2 separate regions of the Homo sapiens genome follow, and region 1 is linked to region 2. Evidence: chromatin contacts called from ENCODE Hi-C data. All regions are on one chromosome and are shown on one strand. Each heading gives the region's core, a stretch centred on a gene start or an enhancer-like site at or near the end of the contact. The rest is flanking DNA. Distances are from core to core; before and after follow the strand shown. Region 1 holds the start of NRXN2 (neurexin 2). Region 2 holds the start of ATG2A (autophagy related 2A).

What was found. A loop is a pair of places that touch in the nucleus more often than their neighbours do. Pooled maps may share reads with other maps.
Region 1: a loop to region 2 is called in a pooled map, with 5 times the contacts of the local background. The contact joins the promoter of NRXN2 here to the promoter of ATG2A in region 2. A Hi-C loop is called at or near these places in 6 of 50 pooled maps.

What each region holds. Positions count from the first base shown.
Region 1 is chr11:64,721,251-64,725,515 of GRCh38, forward strand. NRXN2 (neurexin 2) reads right to left here and starts at 1,947. Exons shown (of 23, transcript NM_015080.4): 1 at 1,721-1,947. RefSeq lists silencers at 1,827-2,121, 2,108-2,407 and enhancers at 2,788-2,837, 4,047-4,265.
Region 2 is chr11:64,915,166-64,919,410 of GRCh38, forward strand. ATG2A (autophagy related 2A) reads right to left here and starts at 2,044. Exons shown (of 41, transcript NM_015104.3): 1 at 1,800-2,044. The coding sequence starts at 1,970. It also overlaps a transcript of PPP2R5B not described here. RefSeq lists a silencer at 1,956-2,265 and an enhancer at 2,316-2,445.

The DNA of each region.
Region 1 (4,265 bases), core at 697-3,196, 190 kb before region 2:
GGTAGTGACTGAGCCTGGAAGGAAAGAGGGGTCCCCACCAGCCACTCGCGCACCCAGCCCCTCCTCTCAGAACTCCAATGTCATATGGATTCAGCCCAGGCCTGGGCTGGAAAGAACTGCCCGGCAGCCGTGGCTGGTTGGTCCATCCCGCCCACCCCTGTGGATCTGAGGATAGGATGGGTCTGAGAACACTTCCTCTAGCATGAATGAAGAGCCCCCAGCCAGACCCTTCTCCCCTGTCTCCCAAAAGATCCAGCCACACCTCAGATGCCAGCATCCCTAGAGCCATCCCTGGAAGCAAGAGGAGGTAGGGACTGAGGGGCTGAAGCACCCACAAAACAGAAGGCCTCACAGTTAGCAGACTGCAGACCTCCCTCCCCTTCTCCTTCCCTCTCCCTTCTTTCTTTCTCCTTCTCTGGCAGAAGACAGAGAAAGTAAGACCCTAATGTCCACCCTCCTCCAAAAGGAACACCCAGACACTGGGAAGGTAGACAACAGGGAAGGATAAGAATGAATGGAAGAGGAGAGACGCCCACCCGCCAACACATGAAAAAACAGGGCTATCTGGAAGCCCCCAGGGCAGCCAAGGGACTGGGGACCCAAGACCCACCCCCTAAAAATCTATTTCATTATTCCAGGTGGACAGCCTCCTCCTTCACCTCCAGACACCAAGAAAAAGCCCCTCCCAGCCCTTGCTAGCTCAATGAGGCATCGAATGCCCTCTCCCAAGATTCAGGAGGGGGGTGAGAGTAAAGGAGACAACAGCACCCCAAAGCCAATTGTGCCCCAAAAGCCCATCAAGGGTTCAAGGGCTCATACCCCAACCCAAAGACCCCAGGGAAGATTGCTGCTTCAGCTGGGGGAGGAGGCTGGGACATGAGAAATGGTCCCTTCCTCTTTAGGGGTGGGGGAGCAAGCCAAGGGCCCTGCAGCTTCCTCTCCCCCTGCAGCACTCTCTGACCAGAACCCTGTCACCGCCCCCAGCGCATTCCCACCCCAGCAAAGCCCCCTCCTACTGATTTCCCAGTCTCCCTGTCTCATCACCCCCAGCCTTCCCCCGCAAGCTTCCGCTCCTCTCCCTCAGACCCCATCTTTCCCAGCTCTCCACCAGCACAGACCCATCTCTGCCTGGAGCACCTTGGCACATTCCCCTCTGCTCTCTCCCAATAACCTCTTCTCCCCTTGGCTCCCATCCCCCAGGAAAGCCTGGTCCTCAGTGGGTCCCCTCAGGACGAAGCCCTTGGCCTGGCCCCTTTCCTTCCCTCTCCACTTCTCTCTCTTCTCCAGCCCCCTCTCCTCTCCTCCCACGAAGCCCAGTTTCTCGCTGGTTAGACCCTCCAGAACACAACAGCTCCTCTGGCCCGGCGCTGCTTCAAGCCTCTGGGGCTAGCACAGACTGGGGACCCCCCTTTAAGAACCCCCTCTAAGTCCTCTGGATGCCCCTCCTCTCTCCATCCCTTCCCCCAAAGACCCTTCCTCCCACCCCTCCCCATTCTCCTCAGCTCTCAGGGCCAGTGCCCCTTCCACAGGAGCCTCCGACCCCCAAGCCCCCAGCGGCTTTGCCTCCTCGCTGTCACCGGGCCAGCCCTCTCAGCGCGGCGCCCCCGCCCCCCAATTCATCCGTCCTGCCTCCCTCGCCCCCTCCGATCCGCTCCCCTCCCCCGATCGGCTCCCGCCCCCCGCCCGTCTCCGCCGCAGCGCCCCCCCCCCCCCATTTTACCTGGTTCTCGGGGCGCCAGAAGCTGGAGGGTGGGTAGCAGAGCTACAGGGCCGCCCCGTCTCCGACGGGTGGCAGAGCCAGGGCTAGCGGTGTCTGCCGCCTCGCGCCTCTCTCCCTCCCCGCCGCGTCCCCGCCCGCCCGCCCGCCCCGCCGCGGTGCCTCTCCGAGGAGGATGCTCCGCGAGTCAGGGCGGCTGCTCCCGCCGCCGCATCCCTGCAACACCGACTGACGGCAGCATCAGCACCAGTGCCCGCCCCCGAGACGCGCGCATTGGACCACGCTGCGCTGACGGGCGAGCAGCGCAGCCAATGCAAGGGCTCAGAAGCCGCCAGTCCAGCGGCTCCACAGGCCCACTCCCTCCCTCGCGCGGGACCCAGGCGTCCCGGCCCCAGCACCCGCGCTCCTCCCAGCCTCTCGAGGTTCTCGGGCGCCCGGGCCCCCAACCAGGCGGGCCCCAAACCCGGCCTCAGTGTCTTTTCCGGGAACCCAAGCACTCTCGCCCCTCGCCCCTCGCCCCTTAGTTCGGGGCCTTGGGTCCCGCACCCTCCCCCCACGGCCAGCAGGTCTTCGCGCAGCGCGGGGCTGGGACAAGCCGAAGGAGAGGCTGTGGACCCCGACTTGGGACGCCGCGAGAGCAGGGCTGATGCGGGGCCTGGGCCGCAGCGCCCTCTGCTGGCTACCCCCAGGGGCGGGCCCGGGCTTCGAGGAGCCTAGAGAAGGGGGACTCGGTGGGTCCATGGCTGCTGGGGGCTTTTTCCAGTCGGTAGCCTGGCCCCCACCTCCCACCGTCCGGAGGGCCCCTGGCTTGGAGCCCCCAGAACTGAAGAGGAAGGGGCTTTGCTGGGATAAAGACGGAGGCGGTGGGGGAAGGAAAGGCAGAGATGGGGGCGGGGTAGACCTAGGAACTTGGGGGTTTCCCAGTCCTGCCTCATGGGAATCCCAGAGTTTGAGGCCAAACTCTCAGTTCTGCCTGGAACCCTGGACCGAGGTACGAGTAGGTGTGGGGGCAGGGTTGCGCCTGCACATGCCTGGTGACTGAGGGCACCTGGCAGCAGCCCCCTTCTCTGTTCTCCTCCTCCCATCCATGAGTTTCAGTTAGAGTGGTGCTGGGGGGCGCAGGTCTCTCCTGTAAGGGTACATGCATCACTGTGCATGTGTATGAGTGTGGGGGACTGGGGGACACCCTTCACTCACTCCGCCAATAAAAGTGTACACACACTGGCACTTAGTGTGTATACCCCGAGGTTGGTCACTGGGCTGCTGAATGAGACAGTGAGAGACAGAGTGTGTGTGTGTATGTGTGCCAGACCATTCTGCCAGCTCACTCCAGGACCCTGGTTTCTGTTGCAGGGTCTGTGATCTGCACAGCTGGTGGTAGTTGGCACTTCCTTAGCCAGAGGCAACATGCAAGAACACTTACATTCAACCACCAATGCATGGACATTGGGGCACTCACAGCCATGCACACATATCTGTGAACACTGGGCATTCCCAGAGACACATAAGAACACCTGCAGAAATGCCCCACCATGGTAACACACCCACAGGAAGCATATACTGCCCAAGAACACACACACTTGTGCACACAGGTACCTACACCAGGCAATTAATGCATGCCCAGAACAGCTGCACCCAGGGGACCTGCCCACAGTCATCCTGGACCCCTGCCCAGGCACTTCAAAGAGAGTGGTCAATTACTGAGTGGCTTAATGCGGACACCAACCCCCCGGGTGGGAAACTCCTTCCCCAGCCTGTGAAGGGGTAAGAGGGGGACCCAGGCTGCAAGGAGTTTTTCCTAGGAGTCGAGAAGGGTGATCCCTAAGCCAGGTCCCAGACTTAGGGCCCACTCTGACCTTGGAGAGACCCCCAGGGCATCCCCACCAAAGCCAATGAAGGAGCCAGAGAATGGAACTGCTGCGTCAGGGCCTATGAATGCGAAATCGCCTCCCTGACCCCACAGCCCACTTTCCTGCCCATCCCCCACTGTTCCTCTTCCTGCAGCCTCCTCACACTCACACACACACACACACACACACACACCCCTTGTCCATCCAGGCATCAGGGCATAGACAGACAGATGCAATGGCTCACAGAGACAGACTCAGACCCTTACAGAGGAGCCTGGGCAGGGAGGGAGGTAAGTATGAGCACTTGTCTCCTTTCCCTACCCCCAGCTTTGCCCATCAAGGGCAGAAAAGGTCACCGGGCAGCTGCTGCATCTCCCTGTCCCTCCCACCTACAGGGACATCTCTCCTCTCTGCAAGGTCCAAGGTTCAGATTGCCTAAGCATTTGGGACCTGCCACTTCAAGACACACCCCACACACACACACACCACACACAGGTACCCACCCAATGTGGACAGTTGAGTGATATGCTGAGCACATGCCCTTCTCCCATGTGCAAAGGCCAGTGGGGACACATGGGGGAGGGGAAACACAGCAGATACAGCATGCATGTCCATGCACACACATGCACACAGGCGCATACAATGTGAAGCTCAGACACCAAATTCAGACACATGCAACCATGAAGACCGCTACTTGT
Region 2 (4,245 bases), core at 794-3,293:
GTGTAGCTGTGCCTCTCTGTGAGGCACAAGGCTGAGCCCCTGGCTAAAATGTCCATGCTGGAGTTGTACCCCTGCCAACCTGGAAGCTCCTGGAGGGCTGTACCCCACCTGCCTCCCCCGTCACCCCAGGTGCCACCCAGAAAGGGCCTCAGTAAACTGGTTGGATCCAAGAATAAAAAAGCACATGGCAGAGCAGATGGGAGTCCAAATTCCTCACCCAGAGACCCACAGCTCGGGAAACTGAGGCCTAGAGACAGGACTAATCTAGTCACCCAGTATACAACAGGGACTGAGACTGGGATGCGGGCCTCTTTCTTTTCATGCCACTTCAGAGGCCCCAGATACTCAGTTTCTTTGGGGGCCTTCAAGGCGGGGCCTGCAGGCTGAGCTGGGAGGGAGGAGGGGCTGGTTATCAAGAAAGCGCCTGCATTCCACCAGGGCCCTAGAGAAGCCAATTCAATCCCCAACAAGAGGGCAGGGAACAGGAGTAGGGGCGTTTTCTGGAGCTGAAAGTAAAAAGGGGAAGCCTAGGGCTGGGTATGGTGGTTCATGCCTATAATCTCAGCACTTTGGGAGGCTGAGGTGGGAGGATCCCTTCAGGGGTTCAAGGCTAGCCTGGGCAACATAGCGAAATCCTGTCTCTATAAAAATAAAAAAGGGGCAGCCTAGAGACGGCCTTAGAGGCTGAGGCTAAGGTTAGAGGTCAGAGAGGGCTTCCTACACCAGAATTCACAGACAGCAGGCCACTGGGGGGTGCCCCCAGTTCAGGGCCCACGATTATCCTACCCCACATTTGCTCACCAGGGCCTGGCCTACCCCCAAAGCCTAGCTCTTCTGCCCAGATTAGCAGCCCCCTGAGTCCAGCCACAAAACTGAGAAGTCCCTGCCTCCATGCCCACCCCTGCTGCTCTGGACCTGGTGGATCGACCAGGACGCGCCTCTAATTGGTGGCTCCTTCAAAGCTCCCCAGGTCAGCTGAGCTGTGAGTCAGGGCTCCTCACCGTTCCCAGCCTCAAGCCTCTGACCTTACACCTCTTGGCCTCCCTAGCATCTCCCTTGGCCTCCTCCCGGCTTGAAGCCAGATCTCCCCACCTTTCCTCCAGGGCCTCCCTCCAGGCAGGGACACTGAGCCGGGGGGGTCGGTGGGAGATGTAGGTGGGGGCCATCCAGTCCCTCCCTAGACACCCACTTGGCCCATCCCACTCTCCCAAAAGCAGGAAGTAGGCAGCGACCCAGGCACACGAGGTGTTGATCAACACTGGTACTGACGTACTGACGCGGTTGTTGACATACACATCCGGTGGTTTGTTGATCCCACCTACGGGCTCAGGACCGTGGGGTCAAGAGGTCAGGGCACATGATCCACAGGTGTCCTCGCCAGGGCTCCGGACCCCTACCAGCTTCCCCCACCAGCTGCGCAGGCCCAAGTCTGTCACTGCCCTGGCCCAGCTCAGTTCCTACGCTCCCTCCCCAGCCCCTCCTCAGCCCGAGAGCCAACCTCCTTAACTCAGCCCCCAAACTCGACGAGTTTGTCTTGCATTCTCCAGACAGGTGATCTTGCCCTCTCCAGCCTCAGTTTCTCCTCCCGTGGAGACAGAAACCCCTTCCCGCTCAGTTTCTGGCTCTGGTAAGGAACTGAAGAGGCCAGCCGGGGTGCCTCTGACGCCTGGAGAGGGCAAGATTCCCCTGGCCTCTCTACGCCCGGTGCCTGATCCCCCAGCCCGATCCTGCCGCAGGGAGCCTCAGGTCGCTGCGCTCCCACCCTCCGCACCTTCCTGGACTCGGGCCTGGCTCCTCACCCAGATTTCCAGGTGGATGTCTCGCAGGGCAACGCTGCCCTTGTACAGATCGAGGCTGAGCTGGTCCAGGCTGAGGTGCTCTTGGAAGAAGTGACCTAAGTAGTGGTGCAGCAAGTAGCGGCAGACCCGCTCTTTCACACAGTTTGACCATGGCCACAGCCATCGTGACATCTCGGAGACCGCCGGGCCTGGGCCGCCTCCGCTTGCCGCCCGCCGGCGATCCCCGTCCGGCTCCGCTGTTCACTAGAGCCCCCGGCTCGCCCCGCCGCTTCTCTAGGCGCCAGGCCGCGCCTCCGGACGCCCAGCCACGCCCCCTACGCTCACTGTCATTGGCTATTGCAAAGGGCGAGGCCTACTGATTGGCTGCGCGGGGCGGAGCCTTCGGGCGCGAAAAAGGGACTGGGCTCTCTGCATGATATAGGGCTCTCAATCATGATTTACGCTTGCGTAAAGTACTGTGTGGGAGGACCTTTAACCTCCCCTCTACAGGCTCTGGGAAGGCTGTTGCTCCAGGTGCCGGCCCCTCAAAGGAATGCGCATGTGCTGATTCGTCCAACCACTTTAAGTGGTTGGGGAGGATTTAAAGGGACAGTGTCCCATCAAACTTCGTAGAAGCCTTCCCCAGAGGAGTAAACTCAGTGCGCGATCTTAAGCGCGCATCTGTGGAAACAATTAAGTGAGTAAACATTCGCATTTTGCAAAATCTTTTACCATCCTTTATCTCATTGAGCCCTCTTAATAATCGCTCAAGGTAGGGATTATTGCCACCGCTTTACAGGTAAGAAAACAGATTAAGATACGAGAAAGACCCTGCCTCAAAAACAAACAAAAATAAATAAGGGCTCTGAATCCATCACCAAGGAAGGTCTTTTTTCCCCTCCTCACCCCGGAATGCTCAGAGGGAGATTAACTGACCCTCCCTTCTCTCTGCCGTCGGTCAGGCCTTAGGCACCTCTCTGAAATAATAATAGCTTTTCATATCTCTAGTCCTAAAATCAAAGAATGGATTCTGCCTCCTTTAAGCAGGGGGGCATTGTTTTTGTACGGCCTTTGAGCTAAGTATGGTTTTTATGTCTTTTAAATGGTTAGGGGAAAAATCAAAAGAAGAATGAACTTTTCATGGCATGTGAAAAATCATATGAAATTCACATTCCAGTGTTTATACATAACGTTTTAGTGTCACACAGTCTTGCTCATTTGCTTAAGTTCTGCCCCGGGCTGCTTTCTTGCTACAAGAGCAGAATTCAGTACTTGAGACAGAGGCCTGCAAAGCCTAAAATATTTATTTTCTGGCCCTTCACAGAAAAAGTTTGCCAACCGCTGCTCTGTAGGGGGCAGCCACACAAAACCTCTTACATCATGGGCGACTTCAGGAACAGCCATAGGTAATTATGTTTCTTTTCTTTTCTTTTTGAGACAGACTCTCTCTGTCACCTAGGCTGGAGTGCAGTGGCACAATCTTGGCTCACTGCAACCTCTGCCTCCTGGGTTCAAATGATTCTGCTGCCTTGGCCTCCCAGAGTAGCTGGGATTACAGGCATGCACCACCGCACCCAGCTAATTACCGTGTTGGGCAGGCTGGTCTCGAACTCCTGACCTTAGGTGATCAGCCTGCCTTGGCCTCCCAAAGTGTTGGGATTACAGGCACGAGCCACCGTGCCCGGCCTATGTTTCTATTTTATTTATTTTTTTTGAGACAGAGTCTTGCTCTGTTGCCCAGGCTGGAGTGCAGTGGTGCAGTCTCCTCTCACGCAACCTCTGGCTCCTGGGTTCAAGGAATTCCTGAGTAGCTGGGATTACAGGTGTGAGCTACCCCACCTAGCCTGTGTTTCTATTTTAATCTTACTTGGGAGCTGGACTCTTACATTCTAATGCCAAAACTCAGCCTGAAGCAAGGGCAACCGCCCTGGCCCACCGGGCAGGGACCTGTATTCCAGTCCCACCCATGGGTGGTTTCTTCTCCTCTTGTGACCCTCAGTTTTATCCTATGTAACTGGGGTTGGGTTAGTAAGTGGAGATAGTTCATTACCTGGAAGGAGCAGGCTCCATTCAGGGAGGCAGGCTGATAGGACAGCCATTCAGAAAGTGCTTATGGGCCAGGCACGGTGGCTCATGCCTGTAATCCCAGCACTTTGGGAGGCCAAGGCGGGTGGATCATGAGGTCAGGAAATCGAGACCACCCTGGCTAACACAGTGAAACCCCATCTCTACTAAAAAATATTTAAAAAATTAGCAGAGTGTGATGGCGGGCGCCTGTAGTCCCAGCTACTCGGGAGGCTGAGGCAGGAGAATGGTGTGAACCTGGGAGGCGGAGCTTGTGGTGAGCCAAGTTTGTGCCACTGCACTCCAGCCTGGCTGACAGAGCGAGATTCTGTCTCAAAAAAAAAAAAAGAAGAAACTGCTTGTGGAAGGAATCTAGAGCTCTGCCTTCTTCCATGGCAGGCTG